Linked DNA regions of Homo sapiens: region 1 is linked to region 2. A link is a contact called in ENCODE Hi-C or POLR2A ChIA-PET data. All regions are on one chromosome and are shown on one strand. Each heading gives the region's core, a stretch centred on a gene start or an enhancer-like site at or near the end of the contact. The rest is flanking DNA. Distances are from core to core; before and after follow the strand shown.

Region 1 (3,730 bases), core at 611-3,110, 250 kb after region 2:
GAGAGGAGAGCCTGCCTACCTTTCTCTCTTTCTCTGTTTATTCATTCAATGGACTCTTTTTTTTTTTTTTTTTTGAGATGGAGTTTCGTTCTTGTTGCCCAGGCTGGAGTGCAATGGTGTGATCTCAGCTAACTGCAACCTCCACCTCCCGGGTTCAAGCAATTCTCCTGCCTCAGCCTCCCAAGTAGCTGGGATTACAGGCATGCACCACCATGCCCAGCTAATTTTGTATTTTTAGTAGAGACAGGGTTTCTCCATGTTGGTCAGGCTGGTCTCGAACTCCCGACCTCAGGTGATCCACCTGCCTCAGCCTCCCAAAGTGCTGGGATTACAGGCATAAGCCATCGTGCCCGGCCTTTTTTTTTTGGAGACTGAGTTTCACTCTTGTTGCCCAGGCTGCAGTGCAGTGGCATGATCTCAGCTCACTGCAACCTCCACCTCCTGGATTCAAGCGATTCTCCCGCCTCAGCCTCCCAAGTAGCTGGGATTACAGGCACCCAACACCATGCCCGGCTAATTTTGTATTTTTAGTAGAGATGGGGTTTCACCATGTTGGTCAGGCTCATCTCAAACTCCTGTTCTCAGGTGATCCACTGGCCTTGGTCTCCCAAAGTGCTGGGACTACAGGAGTGAGCCACTGCACCCAGCCTCAATTGACTCTTGTTAGGCACTTATCATGTGCTAGGCACTATTTAAGATCCTAAAACTATTGTACCTCATGGAGCTTACATCATAGTGGAGGGAGTCAGACAATAAATAAACATACAGTTAAATAATTTCAGATCACAAACAGCTATGAAGTAAATAAAACAGGAAAGTAAAATAGAGAATGACTGTGTGGTGGCTTCTTTAAGAAGGATGTCAGGAAAGGACATTCTGAGGGGGTGATGCTGAATGGACATAGGAATGAGAGAGAGAGGAGGAGCCGACCACAGAGAAACATGTAGGAGCAGCTTTCTAGAGGGAGTGCCAGCATATTCAAGGGTGCTGGAACCTGTCTCCCTTCTGGCCTCCCTTGCTTCTTTCTTTTCCTTTACCTTTTCTCAAATACTAACTGAGCTGGCACTAAGAGTCAGGAGCTAACTGAAATGGATCAAAAGAAGAATAGAACACAGGCCTTTTTTTCTCTTTTCTTTTTTTGAGATGAGGGCCCCACTATGTTGCCAAGGCTGGTTTTGAACACCTGGCCTCAAGTGATTGGCCTCTTGAGTAGCTCGGATTATAGGCGTGAGCCATCATAACTGGCTAGGACAGAGTTTTTGCCTTGGAGAAATTCACAGAGCAGGGAAGGAGAAAGACAAGTCATTAAAATATAGATGGTTGTACTTAGTAGAAGGAAGCATAAAGTGTTATTGGGAAGACCATGGAAGCATAGACTGCCTGCTGGGTTCTCCTAAACACCTGACCAGCAGCTGGGTCCTCAGAGGAGAAGGCTGAGTCTCTGAAGAATCAGAAAGCTCCATTTCTTTCCAATGTAATGCTCTCTACCTTAGGAGCCTTCAAAAATTCTGCAGAGTGGGGAGCTTCTTTGACCAATCCAGCAAAGCACACACACCAAACACTAATGGGAAAATGGAAAACTGGAATTGATTCAAGTCGCTGAGAAAACAGGAAAGGTGGCTTTTATTTGGAGGACCAGGATGCAGACATAAAATACACACACACACGCACACACACTCTCAGAGGACTGAAGGCAAAAGAAGGAGTTGGCAGTCATCCCTGGAAATGTGTAATCCAAGAACGAAAGTTTACAGAAAAGGAAGAAGCCTTACACAGGGTCACAGTGAACCCCTGGGGATTTATGTAAGTGACTTAGGGTTTAAAGCGAAACTGTGTGTTGACTTAATGGTATGACTCATTTAAATGGAACGGACTTTTAAAAACACATACACGAGGATTAGGTTTTCCATTTATTGTTGTGAGGCCATGTGATACTTAATGACACTGAGGTCCAAAGATACGGAAGCTGCCCATAGAATGCGTCTGTGTAAGAACAAAAGAGAAGCAGGTTGCATCCCTTAAACAGTTGAAAAGGAAATGCTAGGCTCCAGCCACAATACCCTGTGGGCCGTCAGACTAGAGCGGGTGATGAGTGGGTGCTGGATGCTAGGTAAACGGAAGAAGTGACTGCAGTGGTGGGAGGTGTGAATGCCAGCACATAGCTTTGGTTTGTGGTAAACACCAGACAGGGCATGGAAGAGCGTGTTTTAGTTATTCTGTCAGAACAGCATAGATTAGAGGGTGACCAGATGTTCCTCTTGAGGGAACTTGTCACTCTATAAACATTTTGCCCTGAGAAGACTTTGTGGGAGAGGAACAGTTCTTGGCTAGCACTGGTCCCTGTCAGAGTTCCTTCTGTACCTGGTGAATTTGGGAGGAAAAACTGGGAGCGTGGCTCAAAACCTTATGTCCTCCTCCTGGGAGCACTCATGTGCTGTGAGCACAGGCTCTGCTCAGCTCCTCCAGGTAGGCCCTGGCCAGGGTGGAAGCTTTCCCTGGCCCAGCACTCCCATGAAAGGGTTGCGCCTAAAACTCAGGTTCCATTTGCCAAGAGATACAAGCTGGGCCTTCCAACCTAAACTTTATCAATGGTGAATGTGATATTTTGGCCTCTAACCACTTGGTCTTTTATCTTATTCCTCAATAGGTTCAGAAATCAGGGTGGGAAGTGAAATCCTATTACTGAGACTCCAACAGCGTCCTGGGGAGCACCTCAAAGGGTCTTCCAGAGTTGTTGAAATTGGGGTTCAGCCAGAGGCCTGTGTACCTGCCAATCTGGAGAGACAAGTCTTGTATGTCAGGACAAAGGAAACACGTATGGTTTCTGATACAATCCCCACACCAAGAATTACAAGGGCAGACACACTGAATGCCAGGTGTTAATTTATAGTTGAGCCACTTCTCACCTGTGCAGAACTAGCTAGCATGCTCCAGGAGGAGGGTCACCACTCGGGAGAGTATGTCTCTATCCCAGTCATGCAGGGATGCCAGCTAGGTTCTCAAAATACCACTGATTGCCTTAGGGACTGGAATGTGCACAGCAACTAGAACCAAAACCCACCAAATAAACCAACCCAGCACTTTAACTGATGGCATCTAACACATATTTAATAGTTCTTGCTCTGAAAAATGAAACAATAAAGCATAACTTTCTATATAGCATTTTAGAGTTAAAGCACTTTTAGACACATCTACTTTGACCTACGTTACAACCTCAGAGTGTTACTGTGATTTCCATTTACATGAAAGGATGAAAAGAGGAAAAAGGATGGGAAAGAATAGAGGGGGATAGAGAGAGGAAGGCAGGAAGTGAGTTACATCTGGGGGGGCAGATGTCTGGGACCACCATGTGCACCTGTGTATCACAGGTATATGTACTGCACAATCATCTACGGTGGTCTCAGAGATATCTGCCAGGTCAGAAAGAGCATAGAATTGTCAGATTATTGCCGTTTATATCTCTAACCACATCAAATTCCAAAACAACTTATGCTACCGAGTGAGGCAACAATTCTGCCACTCAGCAAAGTCACATTGTCCAGGTCTCGTGTCCAGGTTTTGGGTCCTAAATGTCTTGCTGTGCCAGGACTGGGGCCTTTTCTAGGGTTTTCTGGGGCAGGCATGACCACAGCGGAAGAAAAGTTCTATTTCTTGAGCACCCCCAATGTACCACACCTGCACAGAATAGGAGCATGCATGTTATCCTCTGCAGTTCTCTTCATGACCCGTG
Region 2 (3,723 bases), core at 1,096-3,595:
CAGTATGAGCCTCAGGAAACATAACTGTTGTACAAAGGGGAAAATGGGCCCTCAATTTAAGCCTAATTCCCAGTCTGTGGCATCGCTTGTAATGACTTTTTATTGAAGGCCTTATATTTATAGCATATTTTCAAAGTACTTCATATCTATTTGGGGGGGGGGGCAGGTACGTTTGAAAAGGGTTGGGTCGGGCTGGTTTTATTGTCTTCAGAATCAGTTTTTTCAAAGTGACGGAGAAGTCACTCTAGAGACTGGGATGGATCTTGGATTTTCCCTCAGACTAAGATTGATATTATACTATGGAAACCTGTTCAAAGTAAAATACCCCAAACAATGAGTAGCGTCCTTCCATACGGAATAGAAAGGCAGGCTTTATTTGACATTTTAATAATAACTTGTACTCAGCAATGAAGAAGGAAAATTGTAACCTGCATTCATACAATATCTTACAAGTCACTGGTTAGATACCATGCTGCTTTCCAAGTCTAGAACCCCACTTTTGATTCCAATTCAAGCATTCTTAGGAAGCCCAACATCTCCGAACAATAGATACTGGCTATAAAGAATAGCATGGGGAAGGTTCTTAAACTCTTGTTAATGAAAAGATTAATAAGGATACTGCTGGATGAATAAACCATAAAACATATTTACTGTATGGCAAATGCAGTACCTTCAAAATGAAATAATTATTATATAACTCATTAAAGTGTGGCTCCTGTGTGCGTGTTAAAATGCCTGTCAAAGCATAAATGCAGTAATTCTTAGGTAAAGGCATAAAGGAAAGAAAAAGTTATTAATAAATTAGGATTTTCACTTAACAGTTTTACTTCCTTCAAAAAGGCAGGATATTTTAACCAGCATTTAAGGAGACTTTATCTATAGGACTTAAAACGCAGATGATTTCATGTTGACCAAAGCTCGCATATGAACACCAACATAATGATGAAGCTGTTAATAAGCATGTTGGTGAGTTGTATATTGACACTAAGCGCTTTCCACTTTGATACAGGGAAAATTAAATTTTAAACAAACTAGCCACACACCATGTACAGTAATCCACAGGAACAAAGAGAAAACAAGCCAACCAGCATATATTCAGCACATCACAACGAGTTGTCCCGGTAGACATTTCATTCACCAGGACCAGATGCTGACCTTGGAAAAGTCAGGTTTACCCAGTCTGAAAAGCCCTTCCGAGGGTGCACTTTTAAAAACTGCAAACTGTCGGGAACCCCAGCAGCTGAAGGAGGTATTCGCAGCCAGCCACCCTTGACATTCACCCGGAGCGCCGGCGCGGGAGGCAGGGTGGGCGAAGGACCCCATCAGGAGAGGCTACCCGACGAAGGGGCCATCCGGAGAGGCTACCGAAGTATCTATCAGGCATGCTCTTAGAAGGAGCAAACGGACACACACAGGTTACCTGTTCCTGGCGGGCAGAGGCTTGATTGGAGTAAGCTGTAGAAAATTGGAGAAAGCCCGGGAGTGTATAAATAGCAAAGGCCTCCCAGTTGGCGACAAAGTTATGCAACCTCGTTTTTTCAGAAGCGCTTTCCCACTTCACCAGACACAAAACTTTAGTCTCTCCAGTCTTCTTTTTTTTTCAAACAAACAAACAACAAGGGTTGACACTTTTGTTGGGTAGTGTGTGCGAGAAAGATCTGCAGGGTTGCAGCGATGTCCCAGAGCGGTCGCTGCCATCCCCGGGCACTGCCGTGGAGCTCAGACGGCCGCAGCCCGGCTGGCGGCTGCTTTCAGCCAGCGCAGCGACCCGGGCCTGAGCCCCCACTTCCAGCCGCCCCCACCTCTAACAGGGGGACAGTCCGCCTTGAAAGGGGCCAGCCGAGCCGCGTCAAGGCCATCTGGAGCCCCGGCCGGCATCCAAGCCTTCCAGCCCAGGGGCTCCGGGCGGGGGTGGCTTCCAGCCCTCTGAGCCCTGGCCACAGGTGGGCGGCGGCCTGGAGGGGGACCGAGGAGCAGAGCACCCCCACCCGCCCAGCCCCGGGCAGGCCCGGCAGGCGCGCTCCTCCACTGACCTGCGGGCGGCTTGGGGGCGGCGCGGAACAGCTGCATCTCGCGCCCAGCTCCAGCCCGCCTGCCCTCCATGGCGCCGACTGCCCGGCCCGGCCTTCCCGCGGCGTCCCCGACAGCTCGCTGCCTCCCGGCCTCCCCGGCCCTCCCTGTGCGCCGCGGGCGCCGTTCCCGCGACACCCGACGCCCCGGGGCAGCGCCCCGCGGGCTCACCTGGGGGACAGCGGGGAGCGGCCGCAGCTCCGGTGTCCGCGGCGAGGGCGCAGGGCGAGTCAGCGAGCGACTCCAGCAGCCTCGAGCCCCGCTCCGCCCAGAGTCAGACGGGAGGAGAGCGCCCCGTCCGCCGCCCGCGCATCCTCCCGCCCCCGCCGCTTTAACTCGTGACCCTACTCCCGGCTCGGGTTCCCGCCGCGCCCTGTCGGGGGCCGCTTTTCAGGAGCACAGGTGGGACGCAGGAGGCCGTCCGGAGGAAGCCGGCGTTGTGCCCGTTCCCTGCCACCCCCACCCTATCACTCCCTTCATTTTCTCCCTGAGCAACCCGCACCGCCCTGCTCGGGTTTGCCAGGTTTGCTCCGGAGCTGCCGCCGGCGCCGGGGGGCCACCCCCTCCTGGCCAAGGCCCCTCAGGTGGTTGCCGGGCTCCGCGGGTGCGGGATCTATAGCGCCTAGCTCCGGTGAGTGTGAGGCCCCGCTGCAGCCTCCCATTCTGATTTTTGCATACAAGGTGAAATCTTGAATGTCTTAGCGTTTCAAGCCTGAACCTTGTTCCCTCCCTGGGTCTTCTAGTTTCAGACAAGTGCTGTGAAATGAGTGGACAGTCGACTAGACTCTTCTGTAGATTGGCGGCTGGGGCAGAAAGAGCCCTGGGAAACTTTTCCAAGAAATGTAAATAGAAATACCTGAAGTAGACTTTGAACCGTAATCTTTTTCTTCATAAATTATCTGTAAATATTAAACCTAATACCCCTTATCAGGATTGGATCAGGAACTTTGGTTAATTTTAATTATAATTACTTTGGATGTGTTCTGATTTTTAATTTTTACTTATTTTTTTTTTTTGGCCACGGGTAAATTTGTAAAGGTCACTGAATTTCCCTACTAGGGTATTCCTGAAATTAGATCGATACCTAGCAAACCTTTTATAAAACCTGTTTTCAAATCCTAAACCAGTATGCATGGATTACTAATAAATTTTTGCAACAGGGTACAAGAATTTTATGCTGTTCCTCAACCTGGATCCCACATACTGTGAACAAGGTAGATACCCAGAAAGGATATAATTGGCACAGTCAATTCTCAAGTGCAATTTGGAAAATATAATGTAATCTTTAATCCCCATATGCCTACACACGATGTAACGCTATCTCCTTACTTGATGGTAAGAGTTTGAAATGCTTGATTGTTCAGGAACAATCTGAACTTTGAAGAGGTTCACAGTCATAAATGATGGCACTTGCTTAACCCTCGTTTTAGCTGAGTTATAAGGACCGGTGAATAGATAAAGCCAGGTTTTGGAGTCAGACAGATGAGGGCCCAAATTCCCTTCTGTGCCACTTATTGGTCTCTAGGGAGTTACTTACCTTCTCTGAACCCCTTTTCTTTTTTATGTGCAATCTGTGAAGTTAGCCGAGAGAAAGGACGAGAGAGAGAGAGAGAGAGGGAGAGAGAGACCGAGAGAGACCGAGACCCAAGTTCA

The links. Hi-C counts contacts between places; a loop is a spot of excess contacts on that map. ChIA-PET counts read pairs that join two places held with the same protein, here RNA polymerase II (POLR2A). Pooled maps may share reads with other maps.
Region 1: a loop to region 2 is called in a pooled map, with 12 times the contacts of the local background. The contact joins the enhancer-like site here to the promoter of MCOLN3 in region 2. A Hi-C loop is called at or near these places in 4 of 50 pooled maps. POLR2A ChIA-PET finds 5 or more read pairs at or near these places in 2 of 52 experiments (Panc1 and activated CD4-positive, alpha-beta T cell).

The regions. Positions count from the first base shown.
Region 1 is chr1:85,296,256-85,299,985 of GRCh38, forward strand. No RefSeq gene overlaps it. Among named protein-coding and RNA genes, the nearest start is that of BCL10, 21 kb to the left of the region's middle. Within about 2 kb of position 1,861, at least 24 of the 41 ENCODE cell types and tissues checked have a DNase peak (open chromatin) inside an H3K27ac peak, as active enhancers do; they include Panc1, where a contact is called at or near this core.
Region 2 is chr1:85,046,155-85,049,877 of GRCh38, forward strand. MCOLN3 (mucolipin TRP cation channel 3) reads right to left here and starts at 2,346. Exons shown (of 13, transcript NM_018298.11): 1 at 2,242-2,346. RefSeq lists silencers at 1,828-2,577, 2,608-2,747.